Regions from separate parts of the Homo sapiens genome. Here all the other regions are linked to region 1. A link is an interaction called in ENCODE POLR2A ChIA-PET data of the cell type or tissue named here. Cell type or tissue: HepG2. All regions are shown on one strand.

The links. ChIA-PET counts read pairs that join two places held together with the same protein. Peaks named below come from ENCODE experiments on the same cell type or tissue, not always from the same donor. Only the 100,000 strongest peaks of a DNase experiment are listed, where the experiment ranks them.
Region 2: POLR2A ChIA-PET joins it to region 1 with 6 read pairs; 1 of 35 experiments calls an interaction of 5 or more read pairs at or near these places.
Region 3: POLR2A ChIA-PET joins it to region 1 with 5 read pairs; 1 of 35 experiments calls an interaction of 5 or more read pairs at or near these places.

Annotation. Positions count from the first base shown.
Region 1 is chr3:194,164,641-194,167,140 of GRCh38, forward strand. No RefSeq gene overlaps it. Among named protein-coding and RNA genes, the nearest start is that of HES1, 30 kb to the left of the region's middle. In HepG2, no CTCF peak of the experiment used is centred here; a DNase peak (open chromatin) is centred at 1,161; H3K4me3 peaks cover 337 bases; H3K27me3 peaks cover 338 bases.
Region 2 is chr3:194,493,268-194,495,767 of GRCh38, forward strand. It overlaps a transcript of ATP13A3 not described here. Among named protein-coding and RNA genes, the nearest start is that of ATP13A3-DT, 7.4 kb to the left of the region's middle. In HepG2, no CTCF peak of the experiment used is centred here; DNase peaks (open chromatin) are centred at 1,184 and 1,824; H3K4me3 peaks cover 450 bases.
Region 3 is chr3:195,163,646-195,166,145 of GRCh38, forward strand. The region is part of intron 2 of XXYLT1 (xyloside xylosyltransferase 1); the gene reads right to left. Among named protein-coding and RNA genes, the nearest start is that of XXYLT1-AS2, 17 kb to the left of the region's middle. In HepG2, no CTCF peak of the experiment used is centred here; DNase peaks (open chromatin) are centred at 1,226 and 2,346.

The DNA of each region.
Region 1 (2,500 bases):
CCCTTAAAAAAAATTAAGACCTTCTCTTCAAAAGACACTGCCTTGAGAATAAAAAACTTTGGAGAAAAAGAAAATAAATGGAGAAAATATTAGCAAATCACAAATCTGATAAGGGAATTGTATCCGGATTATATGAAGAACTTGCAAACTCAATAATAAAAAAAGCAAACCAATTAAAAAATGGACAAAAGATTTCAACAGACCCTTCATCCCAAAATAATATGATGGCAAATAAGCACATGAAAAGATGTATACCATTGGTCATTTGGAAAATGCAATTGAAATCATAATGAGATACGAACCCACCACACACACACACCAGACTGTTTAAAACTGAAAAGACTAACCATGCCAAGCATTGGCAAAGATGTGAAGTAACTAGAATTCTCACATACCGCCGGTTGGAATATAAAATGGTACAAACTATTTCAAGAAATGATTTCTGAAGAAGTTAAACATATGCCTAACATGTGATCCAGCCGTTTCATTCATAGGTATTTACCCAAGAGAACTGAAAGCATATGTCGATACAAAAGACTTGTACATAAAATATTCAAGGCAGCTTTATTTGTAACAGTCAAAAACTGGAACAATGCAAATGTCTATCAATAAGTGAATGGATAAACAAAGTGTGATATTATCCATCCGATGGATTACTATGTAGGAATACAATGAAATAAACTACAGATAAATGCAACAACATGGATGGATCTCAAAATAATTATGCTCAGTAAAAAAGGCCAGAAAAAGAAGAATATGTCCTCTATGACTCCGTTCTTTTACAATTCTCCAAAATGCAAACTAATCTACAATGACATAAGGCAAATTAGCTGTTGCCTAGAGACTGGGGGAGGGAAGATAGGGTGCCAGAGAGGCAGAAAGGATCCTAAAGGGATGTGAGGAAACTTTTGAGGGAAGGGATATATCCACTGTTTTGATTGTGGTGAGGGTTTTACAGTTGTACACATAGGCCAAACTTATCACTTGCATACTTTATGTGCAGTTTATTTCATGCCAATCACACCTCAATAAAATTTAATATTAAAAAATAGATGTAGTATGTCATCTAGGAGCTCAGAGTCATGGTCTCGCTAAAGAGACGCTACTCAAAGAGAAAGAGAAGGGTTTTTGTCTGCATGTTTGTTTTGTTTCAACATCATCTAGCCCAGCATTGCCCACAATCGTCACTCAACATCCGGCCCGACTAACTTACAAGGCACTGCTGTCCTTACAAGTGTCCACACCTGCCATTTGATCATCTGGGTGAGAGGAGGGGGTCAATATCTATCTAAGTCTAATTTCCTGAGGCTTGTATCAGTTGCTTCTGAACTGTAAGTGGCCCTTTGGGGTAGAATTGAAAGACTGGTCCACAGGACCTTAGAGCTAGAGGAGTCCTAGGGGTCTTCTGGTCCCACCTCCATCCAGTGCAGCATTTAATCCACTGTACCTTGGAGTAACCTCCATCTAGTCTCTGACAATGTCTCCTGGGAAACTCCTAGTATTCACCAAAAGTCAAGAAACTAGCTGCATTCCAATGGGAAGAAGCCAGGGTAGGAGAAGAGGAAGTAAGAGAGCTGTCCCTGAAACCCACCAGGATCTTTATCCCTCCTTTCAATGAGGTTCCTTAGGAATCTCACAGTGGGAGGAAATCAATATCTTTCAATAGACCAGTGCATTTCCTTTGACCTGTGAAGGAGGGCTGGGGAGAAGGGGAAATGAAAGGATTTGATAAATGAGACACATTTGCCAACAGATTCTTTTTTAAAAAAAAAAAGAAAAAAAAAAAGCACTTCTGACTGGTTGGGCTAATTCAGTTTGGTTGGAGTGGTGTGTATGTTAGCTCTGACATACTTTGGGAACATCTTTTAATGTTTCATTGCCTTTGCTTTCATAATTGTGTGCATTTAGGACCAAGAGCCTGGGTTTCTTCCTTCTGATTAGCAACAAGATTCCTCACAGCTTTAGGGGTCTAGGGAAAGAAAATAAAAAAAGCCCTGCATAGCCAGACCAGGACTGTATCCTTTCTGCTGCTCCTTCACACCTTTTCAAGCTTGGTGATTTCAGCTACTTCTCCAAATGTAATAATCTTTTAAACTGTCTACATTCAATCTGTTCCCAGGCAGGAGCTTAAACTACCCGCCCGCTCGCCCGCCCCCCGCTTTGGAAGTTTATCGGACAGATCTACAGAGGCTTTTCAGGGAGGATGTTTACAAAGGACTTTTAGTGTTGCCAAGAAAAGAGAGAGAAGGGGAATGATGGGATTTCTGTAGGGCAGTTTCAGAGGTAGTGAGATTTTAACATAAAAAGGACCTTTCTTTACCTCCTAACACGTCCAAAGGCAGATGGCAACAGGGGCCAACAGCGTCCTTGTGGGCGGGGTCCCTCCTAATCACTGGAGCCAGTGGAGTTTTCCTGTTACGTTAGAGTCTTGGGCTCACTTATTACAGCTGGAACCATCCCAGAGATGAGAGCCTGTAGCTCCACGCTGCCCCACTCCTCT
Region 2 (2,500 bases), 330 kb after region 1:
AATGTTTGCACCTGATGGATGACTGAATGAATGAATTTACGATCTCAGATATCATCTCTAAATGCCTTCCCTGACTCCCAGGCTAAGAATCCCTCTTTAGCTGAGCGCACGGCTCACCCCTGTAATCCCAACACTTTGGGAGGCCGAGGCAGGTGGATCACTTGAGGTCAGGAGTTCGAGACCAGCCTGGCCAACATAATGAAACCCCGTCTCTACCAAAAATACAAAAATTAGCCAGGTGTGATGTCAGGCACCTATAATCCCAGCTACTCAGGAGGCTGAGGTGGGAGAATCGCATGAACCCGGAGGTGGAGGTTTGCAGTGAGCTGAGATCACGCCACTGCACTCCAGCCTGGCAAGACTCCATCTCAAAAAACAAAACAAAAAGAATCCCTCTTTAGTGCATATTTGTCTCACTGCATTTACAACCTTGAATAAGCACCTATTTAGTGTTTTTGTTTTCCATGAGTCTACCTTATTCATGTTTTTTTCCTAAGGTTCTGAATACTTTCATATGTTATCTCATTTAATCATCACAACGATGCCAACACTAAAAGTAGTAGTGACTATTCTGTTCATTTTCATAGACGAAGAAACTTTACATATATGATCTCATTAACCTTTATAACAATTCTAGGAAGGAGGTACTATTATTTCTGTTTACAGATTGAGGAAAGCTTATTTCTGCTTACAAATTGAGGAAGATTATTTCTGCTTACAAATTGAGGAAAGCTTAAAAATCCCATTTTACAGAATGGAAAAAGAGGTGTTCAATAACTCACCCGAAAGCACAGCCAGGATTCAAACCCAGACACTTTGCTCCAGGGCCAAACTCTTGACCACTATAACCAAATGAAGCCAGAGTGATTCACCAGAATGAGTTCATCTCGCATCAAAACTCTGGATTATCTGTTTAAGCACCCAGACTTCCACCTCCTCATGAGCCAGGACCTTCCTCAGCCACATCTGGATCCTCAGCCCCTCACAGCACACAGCGGTAGTCAGAAAGTATGCTGAGTAAGTGGAGAACAAGTTAACATTGATTTTCACAACCACGATGTCAGACTAGCAATGGAATTGTTTTGATTCTCCTTTTATAGAGAAGAAAAATGAGATTCACAACTTCACAAGAGGGAGTGTCTTATCTAAGAATCTCTGACTGAGTTCAGCCCTTGTTTGTATTCCCTCTGCTGCCTCCACAAAAGGTTAGAGGTCACATGTTTAGATTATGAAGACCTTTTGCCATTAAAAAATGGCAAAACAAGCAAACAAAACAAACACAGCACTCATTGCCTTTCCTAGAAAAACTGTCCATTAAAAGTACTTTGAGGCTGTGCGCAGTGGCTCATGCCTGTAATTCCAGCACTTTGGGAGGCTGAGGCAGGTGGATCACCTGAGGTTGGGAGTTTGAGACCAGCCTGGCCAACATGGCGAAACCCTGTCTCTACTAAACATACAAAAATTAGCCAGGCATGATGGCAGGCGCCTGTAATCCCAGCTACTTGGGAGACCGAGGCAGGAGAACTGCTTGAACCTGGGAGGTGGAGGCTGCAGTGAGCCGAAATCATGCCACTGCACTCCAGCCTGGGCGACAGAGGGAGACTCCATCTCAAAAAAAGAAAAGAAAGTACTTTGATTATGATTATGATGTTTGCCCAACAAGCTCTATCTCTCTTTCTTTTAGTGCCTCCTAAGCCATTCAGTTCCTATTTAGCTTGACCTATGCAGGCCAGTGTGTGTGTGTGTGTGTACTGGAATGGGAACAGAGAGCAGGACTGTTAAGTCAGATGTCTACAAATCACAGTCCATGGCCATCACTGACTTGTTTCTGTCTCTAAACAAAGCATGTAAAAACTGTTTGCCTCTGCCATGAGGCAAAAGCATGCGCTTGGCATTTTTCTGAGGTCATGATGCCCTAGGATGTGGCAGTTCACGTGCCACTGAATATTGTTTACCAACTAGCTATTCAGGACACGGGGTCCCTCCTGGAGGAGTGCTTACTGCTGGCGTCGGGCCAGTGTGCTGATAACCTAGTTCTCTAAGAGATTGAAAACTCTGACTGTGTGGCCCCTGCCAATTTCATGGTGTAAATGCTCCCACCACAGCCAATTTCAAGCTACCAAGAGTTTCCCTACTGCTTCACGAAATTCCTGAAAATTTTTATGGTTACTTATTTATTTTATTGTTTTTGAAATGGAGTTTTGCTCTTGTCGCCTAGGCTGGAGTAAAATGGCACCATCTTGGCTCACTGCAACCTCCGCCTCCCAGGTTCAAGTGATTCTCCTGCCTCAGCCTCCTGAGTAACTGGGATTACAGGTGCCCACCACCACACCCAGCTAATTTTTGTATTTTTAGTAGAGATTGGGGCTTTACCATGTTGGCCAGGCTAGTCTCGAACTCCTGACCTCACAAGATCCACCCACCGTGGCTCCCAAAGTGCTGGGATTACAGGCGTGAGCCACCACGCCTGGCTCAAATTCCTGAAAATTTAATAGCCAGC
Region 3 (2,500 bases), 1.0 Mb after region 1:
TGGACTGGGTTTAACTGCATATCACAGAACACCTCTAGCAGCAACAGTTTCAACACAGAGAAGAGCATAACTAAGCCACATCCACGGAGGGCATGGCTGCTCCATGAAGTTATCAAAGACCCAGACGACTTCTGCTTTTCTCCTTTGCTATCCTAGATCTCATTTCCATCCTCAAGGTACCTCATGGTGCAAGACAGGGGCTGCTGGGGCTCCAGCCAACTTGGCTGCATTCCAGGCAACTGAAAGGACCAAAGAGAAAAGACACCCTGACTTTGCTTCCTGCAATGAGGCAGACTGTTTAAGCATCCTTCCTGGAAGTCTTTAACATTTCTTCTCATAGCTCACTAGACAAAATTTAGTCATGTGACGACACTTAGCTACAATGAAAGCTGTGAAATGCATTCTTTTATGGGCAAAAGGTTACCCCCAAATAAATGGGATGCAGTTGTAAATAAGAAAGGAAAGAACTGATATAGAGCAGGAACTAGCAGTACTCCCACAGAAGGCAAGAAGTAACTACACCCACTTTACAGATCAAGAAATAGAGGCCCAAAGAGATTAGGTGTTGCTACGGTCACATGGTCACTAGTGGCAAGATGGGAACTAAGTCCATGTCACTGGCCCCACATCCAGATCCCCTTTCCCTGTTCATGGAGCCTCCTTGCTGCAGTGGAGCCGCTGCTGTGTTTCCGCATGGACTCTTGCTTGCTTCCCCTCCAGACCTTTGTTCAGCCCTCAGCTGTCCCCAGTTGGTCTATCAACAAGATCCGTGCCTGCCAGCCCCAGGCTGCCATCCTGAAGGACTACTGTCCTCTGTCCCCTGCCTCACACTTTGTTCCTTCTTTGTTCCCTGCCTTGCCTCCCTGCATTTGTGTCCCACTGGGTCCCTTGGAATCCAGGCATGGTCATTAGCAAGGAGGACCAGGCCAGAGGTGGCCAGATACCAGCAATACAGACCCTCAGAGTAGGATCACAACCCCACAACTATTTCTGCAATGCCCAGAGAGTTCTGTGAGCAGGATGCCTCACCTTGGGGTACCCATACCATACCAAGATGGTTGACACCTCCTGAAATTGTTTCTGATGGCCAACCTCTTGTGTGACCATGACCTTGTTCCATTCTGACACTGAAAACACATTTCATGATGGATGTGGACGCTTATCTGTGGGTCCTTGACTACAATGCCTAAGCAAACACAAATTAGTTAGTGCTGAAGTGCAGTTTGGTAAACAGAACCTTTGCAATGATGGAGTCCGTTATGGGAAGTGACTAAGCGGGTTTCTTGGTGGTGAAATGTGTGGGGACTTCTGCTCCATTGGAAGGGGAGAGTCTGTATTTCCAGTGAAAATTGGAGCCTGGACTCTCAGCACAGGGGCCAGTCCTGGACTTCCCCGCCTTCCTGTGTACACATGAAAACATTTTGTTTTCAAGTTCTAGCACCTTGGCTACCTCTTTCGTGTCTCTAACATGAAGGTCTCTGTATTCTGGCAGCAGTTCTCCCCATTGTGAACAATGAATCCGCCACTCTTCCCTGGAGTTACACTGTCTCAGTTCCTCTCCCCCAGCAGACTCATTCTTCTCCAGGTGGTGCTCTCCAGCCTCCTACCATCCTCTACAGGGTCGCAGGCTACAGGGTTTCCTCAGCCTCCTCCAGCCAACTACGGCGGAAGCACCAACAACCAAGAGAGGCGCAAACTCCTGAGATCCTCTCCCAGAAAGGGCAAATAGGACCAGGCAGAGAACAGCCGGCTTCTCAGCGAGAGGAAGATGTCCACCCCCAGCCACAGCGCCTGACTTCTCCCTGGGACCATGGAGGGGTGTGGAAAGAATGGCCCCACATCATCCCTTGTGCTAGAAGAAACCCACATCACAGCACAGAAAAATGTTTCTCCACTTTATGAGTCCAGAAATACCTCTCTGACCTTTTCTAGCAGGAGGAAAAAATATGGCCTTAATCTTTTCAGTAGCAAATATCTTTTACCCTGTGACAGTTTGCAAACTGACTAGCCAATGGTCAAATGGCTCTTCAGCTTTCCTGTCTCCTGAGCCAGGAATCCTAACAAAATGTCACGTTATATTGGTGCTGTTGATACTACATCTTCTAAAAAAGATGGACGATCTATCATCATCGTTATATTAGTGCTGTTGATACTATATCTTCTAAAAAAGATGGACGATCTAGCATCATCTAGGAGATAATTAAGTCCCTATATCTCAGGTACTGGACTACACACTTTACATATTTTGCCTCATTGAATCCTCACACACAGGGCTTACTGTCCCCATTCTCTAGCTGCCTCCTCCCTGACAGGTGAAGTTTCATTGCTTTCATCTCTGTTTACCAAGGTTGAGAGGAGCCCCTCCTGTTATGAGTCTGATAAGAATGACACAGGAAGGTGGGGAAGTCCAGGACTGGCCCCTGTGCTGAGAATCCAGGCTCCAATTTTCATTGGAAATACAGACTCTCCCCTTCCCATGGAGCAGAAGTCCCCACACATT